Linked DNA regions of Homo sapiens: region 1 is linked to region 2. The links are chromatin loops, found by intact Hi-C in ENCODE. Cell type or tissue: HCT116. All regions are shown on one strand.

Region 1 (5,000 bases), 520 kb after region 2:
TATTTTGAAAAGACTATTTTTCCCCATTGAATTTTCTTGGCACTGTTGTTGAAAATCAATTGACCGTTAGTGTAGTTGTTTATTTCTAGACTCTAAAACAGATTTCATTGTTCTATATGTCTAGTCTTAGGCCAGTATCACACTGATTACTGTAGCTTTGTAGTAAGCTTTGAAATTAGGAAGTGTGAGTCTTACAACTTCACATCTCCTTTTCATAATTATTTGGCTCTTCTGGGTCCCTTGCAATTCCATGTGAATTTTAGAATCAACCTGCCAATTTCTAAAAAGAAGGCAGCTGGGATTCTGATATGAGTAGCTCACTCACCCTGGGAGTGTCAAGAGGACACAACTTACACTAAAACTTTGAGGAACAGATTTGTAAGGGCAGCCCCGGTATCCATGGAGAACTCTGTGGTCATTCTTCTCTGTAGGTCAGAAATTGTACTGGAATCTGCTGCCCTGAACTGGAAGTATTAAGTGCAATGGGGATAATCAGATCCCATGGTGGCAGAGTCCAAGTGGTGTCACTTAATTGCAAAAGGAAGTGATTGTGCTTACTGTAAAGAACAGCAGAGTCAAAGCAGATCAGAATAGCCTGTCCCTGTAAGTGAAATAGATGAGCATTCTGTTAAATTCTCACTCGATCTTTATAGATAAAATAGTCCTAGGTCAAGTAAATAGAAGTCTAATTTCACTTATGAAAACATAGTTACAGCTTCTTGATCAATTCCCAGACTTGAGTCAGTTTACAGACCTGAAACTCTTTGAATGAAGGGGCAGTCAGGTCACCTTGAAGAAAAACCTGGATACACTGCCAAAAATCCATACTGTTACTCTTTCATCGGTTTTCTGCCAAGGAACCTGTAGACTTTTACTAGGATGACTCTGCATTGGGAAAAGAAAATAATCAGCCTTTTGGTGTATTATTGGACACTGGCTCAGATTAACACTAATTTTAGAAGACCCAAAACATTACTATGGTCCACTCACCAGTCTTACTAGGGGCTTGTGGAGGACCAGTGATCAAAGGAGTTTTAGCATAGGTCTGTCTCACAGTGGGTCCAGTGAGTCTGTAGATACATCCTCTAGTAATTTTTCAGTTCTGAAATGGATATTAGGAATATACATACTCAGTAACTGGAAGAATCACCATATTTGTTTGCTGATCTGCAAAGTATGGGCTATTAAGGTGAGAAACTCCAAGTGGAAGCCACTAAAATTGCTGTACCTAGGAAAATAGTAAACCAAAAATAATACTGTATTCCTGGAGAAATTACAGAGATGAGTGCCATTATCAGACACTTGTCGGGTTTAAATAATATGTCCAGCCCTGTCACTGATAAGACTATTTATTAAGTCAATAGAAACATTACTCACAGTGCTTTTAATATAAGTAATATTAAAACCTATTTTATCGTTTCAAAGGAAAGGAGTGTCATCTTTCCATTTCCAGTGTCATAACATGTAGTTACAAAATACTAATCTGTATACACATTATATATGAAAAAATATGTTATCTTATATACCTAGAGTACTAGAAAATGCTTAACTTCCACACGTCTCACTAGTATTCTTTGGCAAATATTTGTTGAATGCACATTCCTTTAAAAATCAAAACCATGGGATTAGTTATCTCCTATATTAATTTCTTGTTGTCACCAGAGTAGAATACCAAACATTTGTAAATTTGTTGTTCACATCAAGCAATATCCATTTATTATCTCTCAATTTCACTGGGCCAGAAGTCTAGGCACCATGCAGCTTGGCTGCTTCTCTGTTCTGCATTGCAAAAGGAACACATCAAGTTGTGGGCAAGACTATTCTTTCATGGAGGATCTAGTGACAAATCCATTCCCAAACTAATTCAGGTTGTTGTCAGAATTCAGTTTGAGTGGCATTATTTTACATTTTAGCAACTTTCTATAATATCTGGCAGTAAAAAAGAGCAAGATTCTCCTGTCATCTTCTGTCACATTGCACAGAGAAGGGTGCCTCTAAAAAACTCCACTGTACACCTATGTATGAATGAAGGTGAAAAGGCAAATGATGCATTAGTATTATTAATATATTTTTGACCTTATGAATCCACTGAATGGACTTGGGGTTCCCAAGGGGTCCACAGAAAACACATTGAGACCCACTTTTCTAGTGGAAAAAGAGATAAAAAGATTATTTAGTGGAGTGACAAGTGAGGAAAAGGATCACACAAAGTGTTCACTTGTAACTAAGTCTCTAGCTTATCATGCTATAGAGGGCATCATTCTCAACCTTAAGTTGTCCTTCCCAAGCCAGAGCATAAGAGGAAAGGACAACAATAAATTCCAACATGTATTTTAATTTACTTTAGAATGAATTTAAGAAGAAGTAGTTGTGTGAGAAAATGTATCAAGATTTTCTATTTCCTTGATCTTTAACAAATTATTCTTGTATTTTTTTGACCTGTAGTTGGAGAGGCCAATGCTCTTAGGTTTTCAAACTATCATTTAGAACCAACTGCTCCTCACTAAAACTCATCATAGCAGGAGCTAGGTTTTCTACTAGCAGCTGGTTTAAGTTGCCACCTACCTTCTACTTATAATAAATTTTCAATAATTTTGTTTATTTGTTTTTCAACTTTTATTTTTATTTCAGGAGTACACATGCAAGTTTGTTATATATTAGATTGGTCCAAAAGTAATTGCAGTCTTTGCCATTAAAAATAATGGAAAAATGACAATTACTTTTGGACCAACCTAATAGGTAAACTCATGTCAAGGGGGTTTGTTGTACAGATTATTTCATCACCCAGGTTCTAAGTCTAGTGCTCAACAGTATTGTTTTTTTGCTCCACCTTTTCCTCCCACCCTCAAGTAAGTGCCAGTGTCTGTTTCCGTGTGTTCTCATCATTTAGCTCCCACTTATAAGTGATGACGTGCAGTAATTTGTTTTCTGTTCCTGTGTTAGTTTGCTAAGGATAGTGGCCTCCAGTTCCATCCATGTTCCCACAAAAGACATAATCTCATTATTTTTATGGCTGCATAGTATTCCATGGTGTATATGCACTACATTTTCTTTATACAATCCATCACTGTTGGGCATTTAGGTGGATTCCGTGTCTTTGCTACTGTGAATAGTGCTGCAATGGACACGTGCGCATGTGTCGCTGTATTAGAATGATTTCTAATCCTCTGATATATACCCAGTAGTGGGATTGCTGGATTGAATGGTAGTTCTGTTTTTAGGTCTTTGAGGAATTGCCACACTGCTTTTCACAATGATTGAACTAATTTATACTCCCAATAACAGTGTATAAGTGTTCCCTTTTCTCTGCAACCTGGCCAGTGTCTCTTATTTTTTGACATTTTAGTAATAGCCAATGTGACTGGTATGAGATGGTGTCTCATTGTAGTTTTGATTTGCATTTTTCTAACAATCAGTGATATTGAGCTTTTATTCATATGCTTCTTGGCCACATGAGTAATTTATTTTAAAAAGCTTAAAGCCATTTCTCTTTTTCTCAACAAAAACAAAGGAAATACTGGGCAGCTGTATTAGTCCGTACTTATGCCGCTGTAAAGATCCTGCCTGAGACTGGGTAGCCTTTATGCAAAGGAATTTTAATTGACTGACAGTTCTGCAAGGCTGGGGAGGCCTCAGGAAACTTACAATCATGGCAAAAGGGGAAGCAGGCATCTTCTACACAATGTGGCAGGAGAAAGTCTGAGTGTGTAAAGGAGGAACTGACAAATACTTATAAAACCATCAGATCTTGTGAGAACTCACTCACTATCATGAGAATAGCATGGGGAAAACTGCCCCCATAATCCAATCCCCTCCACCAGGTCCCTCCCTTGACATATGGGGATTATAGGGATTACAATTAAAGATGAGATTTGGGTGGGGACACAGCCAAACCATGTCAGCAGCTGAACATGATCTTTTAGTGGGTGTGTACTTAAAATAATTTTCTCCATGATTGCTGACAAACTGCTTTCTGGCCTCAACTCTTTTATTCAGAGTCCTGTTAGAGTATTTAGTTCCTGAATATGATTACCTTAATCCTGAGGGGAAAAATGAATAAATGAATGTAACGTTCATATACATTTCATTCATTGGAATGACATTTTTTCATTCACATTACTAGTTGTTAGGCCCTATAATTCACAATTTCTTTTATCTTCACCTATAACAAATGGCCCTGTGAATTATTTATTTACCCGATGTAATACCAGATTTCTCTACTTTATTAGCTGGTTTATAAACCAGAAAATTAAGAGTTGTCTAGCATCCTTTGTGAATCATTTTAAAAAGTTGATGCTTTTAGAGCAGATGGGAAAAGAGCAACAGATTAGGAAATGTGCACAGAGATACAGCATGTGATGTTGGGCAAAATATGTTTCAAAAATAAAATCAGTTATGCTTTTGGTGTAATAATAAGCTCTTTCCCCATTTATTTTCATTGATTCATCAGTTATTTGGTTATTTATTAACAGCTCTTGATCTTGGATCCTGGGTCAGGCACTGGGCTGGGCACTGAGAATACATTTGTCAAAACACATACAGTCAGGCCTTGGTAAGTTCACCTTAATCAAGGGCATTTCAAGCTGGTAGCATGCAGCCTAAATCCAGCCTAGAGACATCCAAAACAGTGTGCTTTCTTTTTGTTTTTGATTGTCTTATCACTTACAAAGTTTTATCACTGCCCATAAGCCACAGGTAACTGGCTTCTAAGCCATATTCTAGTTAGCGAAGCAAGCACACCACAGAAAAGGTAGTTTCCTTGAGATGCTTTCATTGTACTGGGGGAGGTAGGCAAACACAAAATTCGTTGGGAAAGGCACTGTAATTTTGTGAGATCATTGTCAAGGGAGATGCTAAATCTTTGGTGGGAGAAAGAGTTGGAGAAGATTTTATAGAGGTACCATTTGAGCTAGAATTGTAGCATTTTTAAAAGGCACAAAAGCATCTTCCAGGCAAGGGCTGAGAAACACTGCAGATCATTGTATGTTTGGGAGAGTACC
Region 2 (5,000 bases):
AGTTGCTAAGTTCCCTGTGCCTCAGTTTCCTCATTTAGAAATTAGAAAAGTAATTGCATTCAGTAAGATAGTTAAGAGCAAAGCACTTGGAAGATCAGCTGGTAAATAGTAAGACCTATATGAGTTTTTGGTAAATACCTTGGCTTCATTTATTTTCCTAGACTTCTTTTAACCTCCCTATCATCAGGGCTTTATCATTATGATTGTTATTGTGATGATTACAGGTTTTATATGTCAGTCAGCTAATTCAAATCCTTCTTGTAACAAGATACTGCTATCATGAATATGATTTTAGTGTGGGAACAACAAAGTCTAACAAAGATGATATAATCCAATCAGTTGTCATTCAATTTGTAAATTTGTGGCTCAGTCAGATAGGAAGGATATAAAAAGCGCTCAAAATTTAATCAGACAGTCAACAAAATGATTGAAGGAAGTTAGTTGCAACATGTGGTGGCAGTCACAGTCTTAAAATCAGACTGAGAAATTACATAATGTATTCAGGGTCTCAGGAAATAACCATGTGTCTTTTGAGTAAGAAAAAAGACATTAAAATAACTTAAGGGAGAGTATAACTTGAACTCCAGGAAGATCAATAGCTCTGAAGCATAGGGACTTAGAATCCTTTCCCAAAACTCACAAGAGGTAATCAGTGTGCCCATCAGTTTTACCAGAAGGATGTCCTGGCCATACCCGGCTCAGTTGTCCTGTCTGGAGCAAAAATCTCTGGCCAAGAAACAAATGATAACAGCAGATTGCTGGAAACAGCAACCTCAAAGCAAAGTGGTAAAATTGTTTTCTTAATGAGTGGCATATAACATTGGTCTAGTTCTAAAACAGATATGATTATTATATTACATAGTACTAATGCTTTTTTGTTAAGTTTGCAATGTGTATGCATACACATATTTAAAATGCTTTAAAGGTTAAGAGATTTCAAAATTAATTGTATTTCCAACTTAATATATCTAATTATGTAATTAATTTTATAATTAGGATTATTAAAGTTGCAGGTATAAGAATTTGACCAAATATATAAACAGAATTTAAAAGATATTGAATACTTTATTTATAAATTTTATTTATTAGAACTTTAAAAATTGTTTAATTATTTATGAAGGACTTTTTTCCCAAGGTAAGGTCTTTAAAGCTTTGGAAAACTTCAGAAGTGTAAGCATTTTTGTATGATTTAACATTTGAGAAAATGATCAATTAAATTATATATAAGACAAATTAAAAGGAAGTTTATTTTCAACTTGCATTAACTATTAATATTTTAAAGGTAAAGATGATTGCTTTTGTTATACCAAATTTAGAATAATATGATATAAATTAAACTCAAAGATTAAAAAAATAAGCTTTAGAAGTACTACTATAATAGTCTTTTTCATTTTAAAAAGATAAATAATTCTAATTAGTTTTTCTCTGTTCACAAAATCCTCTATGGATGCCTAAAACACTCTATGAGATACAAATAAATACAATCTATGGTTTCCAAAAAAGAATTCATTTTAAAATTATATATTCTAAATGAGAGAGGAAAAAGTAAATGTGTCAGAGTGTTAACAATTGGTGAATCAAGGTAAATGGTATACAGGTGTTAATTTTAGTTTTACTTCAAATTTCTTTGTATTTGAAAATTTTCAAGATCACAGAGTTTTTAAAAAGATATATTTGTTGAGTTCTTCTAGTATATTCAACTTACGCTAAGTGAGAGGTATGATGTAAGGAAAATAACAAAAACTAAATGACTATTTAAATCTGGACTTAACAATATATAATTTGGTAGAGAAAAGTTATGTTAGAACTCTTAAGCATATCATGTTATTTGATAATAGAAAGGGAAAAGATTAACATAATTTTTTATCAAAGTCATTTAATTAGTGCTGTCTTTCCCAGAAATTTTATGTCTATGTTTGAAGAAGTAGTATTTTGAGACCAAATGCATAAATGCATTCAGTGGTTAGGAATATGACCTGTTACCTGGAATTCAGTCTGCATTATTTGAACATGGATAAAAGAGAGTCATTAAAAGGACTTTGGAATCATCAACTCTATGGCATAAACAACCAAGTTGACACTTAAAAAAATTGACTATTAACACATGAGTGAGGATTTCTCTGAAATATTTTTGTTTTTAATTATTATAGTTGAGTTATGTTTACCACACCAAATATAAAGACCAGCTTGTTAAATGGTTGAAAATATAATTTATTTCGCTACTGTGGGCTGGTCTGAATCTTTAATGTATAATGGGAATGAAGATTAGATTTCTTTAAAATCATGAGTTTTCTATTCTTTACATTTTTAATATTTGATTTTATATCTTAAAGTATTTTAGACTTTGATAATTGAAAATATTTTTATGGGAAAATAATATTTATATTAGTACACTTCGATTTTAATGGATTTATCCTAATTTGGAACATTGTTTCAAAATTATCGTTTTAACCAATGCTATAAAATTAACAAACAAGTATTCCTTGGAGCCACTAGGTGGCAGCCCTATGATGCTAGATAATACCATATTCAGAGACAATTCTCTGCACAAGAGAAAAAATAATGTATTCTCAATGTTACCCAGTTTCCCATTTTGCACTCAGGACAGAGAAAATTGTGAGCAATTCCCATAACACAATATGAACTGTATGACTTGAATTTCAAAGACACTATATAGGTGCTAAAAACTGTAAGCAACGTAAATAGAAACAAATGTGTTTCTGTTGGAAATGTTAGGTTTTCCTCAGAAGGGAGAGATATTCCTTTCATATCTTCATATCAATGCAAATTTAAAAAAATTCATAGTAATTGATAATAATTATGTTTAGCAAAATACTTTCCTAAGAAAATTAGAAAAGAAAGACAACACATTAGTGAAAAATAAATAATAATATTAATAAAACCTTAGGTAAAATAATACCTAATAGTAATTAAGTAAGCAAAAATACTGGGCATTATTAAAATTTTTAATACAATTTGTAGGAAATACATAGTCTCTAATTAAATTTATTATAACTATTTGGTATCAGAAAAGTTGTGAATCAATACATTGATCTTTTACAGAATGCAAAAATAACATCTAGATAAATCATATTTTCATGGATTAAAATAGGAAAACATTTTATAAAAAGATTAAAATACCTTTTAGGGCTTCAGTTATAACAGAAGAACTATCTAAGGATTTAGTTTTCTATGTCTATGGAGATGGGCGAGTTTAACAACTTCTCACACTCAACAATAGTCTTTATATAGAGAAGAAAGAATAGTAGAAATAGTTCTGCAGTGGAAATCTGGCAAGCCAAGTCTCTAGCTCAAAATCTGCTGTTTGACCACCACAAACTGCTCAAAATCTCAAGGTCTCAGTTATCTGCAGAATCAAAGAGACTGCCATGTAATTCTCGGAAACTGCCAAGCTTTTATGTTCTCTCTGCTCTTTGGCCTAGAATTCCACACCTCTCTTCTCACTTCACCTTCCTTTTGCCTGGTTATTGTCCGCTTTTTCCATGACACCTTGTCTGGCCAAACTTTTTTAGTGTAGTGGTTCCTAGTGCCACTGTAGCTCTGGTACCTATTTCTATCCTACTGCTCATCCAACTATATTTTTATTGACTCCTTGTGTGTTTGAAATGATGCCTCATTAATGTCTGAAATACAAAAAATGCTCAATAAATATCTGTTGAATCAAAGAATGGCTTAATGAGTTCATAATTAAATATATCAGAAGTTCCTTTCAGGGTTTAAAAAAGGTTATGAAAGGCTGTGAAGTGTCAACAATCAGGGCCAGGTGCAGTGATTCTCGCCTGTAATCCCAGCACTTTGTGCAGCCCAGGCCGGAGGATCGCTTGAGTTCAGATGTTCAAGATCAGCCTGGGCAACATAAAGAGACCCCCATCTCTACAAATAATAATAATAATGATAAATAATAAAGTAGCTGGGCATGGGGGCCTACACCTGTGGTCCCAGCTACTCAGGAGGCTGAGGTGGGAGAATCTCTTGAGCCAGGCAGGTAGAGGCTGCAGTGAACTATGATTGTGCTACTGCACTCCAGCCGAGCCAGACCCTGCCTAAAAAAAGATAAAAAAAAAAAAAAAAACACACAGGATAAGATCTTAACTTTTAAAAACTGTTTCAGAGAGAAAATATCAAACGAAAGAAAAGGCTATTGGGAATTTACGTGGATAACAAATTTGAATTTTTGTTCCTTGAGGGCCTTACGTTATTAATTTTAATAGATTAAAACAGGAACTCTATTTTTTTCAAAAATTGATCCCCAAGAATTTCAGCCCAAAGGACATTATATTGTGATTAAAAGAGTGTGTCAACACTAAATTGCTTATGTGAAAGAAAATAAGACAATCATTTGACTCTTTGAAATAGATAAAAACACATTCTTTATATTAATTCTAAAATGTGTAACTAAAATACTTTTCTATATAACTCCTTTTTTTTACAATGTGAACTCTAGTTGAAGTTTTAATTAAATCCATTGCATTGCCTTAATATTTTATGGAACGTATCAAGAGTTTTGTTCATGGACTATATATTATCTGAGTTTTTATTTACCATGTTGGATTTTAATTGTATAACAAGAAAAATTCACAGTAGTGTTTCATGACCTTCTTATCTTGTTAAGTTTTACTCAAGCATTGCTTCTGTTTATGTTATAAATGTATGTTATGCAAATCTAAATAATGTGAAACATATTTGCCTCATGGAACAGCATATGGCTAAAGACTGATTTAGCTGCCTCACTTTATAACTGAATTTTATAATTTTGTTAGAACATTATTCTATTGTGGATGGACTGTTTTGCAGAATCACTATGACATGCATAGCTACAAAGAGAAACAAAATGCACTTGGGAGGATGAGGATGGATGAAAATGACTCACATATTTCAACATCCCGGTTCACACTCACATTCTGCTTAGGATGCTGAAAGAAACCAGGAAGAATGTGAGATTCTGAATGTGTGATTTTATTAGGCATTTAGCTGTTGTT

The links. Hi-C counts contacts between places; a loop is a spot of excess contacts. Peaks named below come from ENCODE experiments on the same cell type or tissue, not always from the same donor. Only the 100,000 strongest peaks of a DNase experiment are listed, where the experiment ranks them.
Region 1: it touches region 2 in a loop (9-fold over the local background); 5 of 110 quality-filtered maps call a loop at or near these places.

Annotation. Positions count from the first base shown.
Region 1 is chr7:83,926,786-83,931,785 of GRCh38, forward strand. LOC107986745 (a long non-coding RNA gene) reads right to left here and starts at 1,092. Exons shown (of 3, transcript XR_001745027.1): 1 at 991-1,092; 2 at 755-885. In HCT116, no CTCF peak of the experiment used is centred here; no DNase peak of the experiment used is centred here.
Region 2 is chr7:83,408,686-83,413,685 of GRCh38, forward strand. All of the region lies in intron 5 of SEMA3E (semaphorin 3E), which reads right to left. Among named protein-coding and RNA genes, the nearest start is that of SEMA3E, 240 kb to the right of the region's middle. In HCT116, a CTCF peak has its summit at 2,515 (motif pointing right); a DNase peak (open chromatin) is centred at 2,506.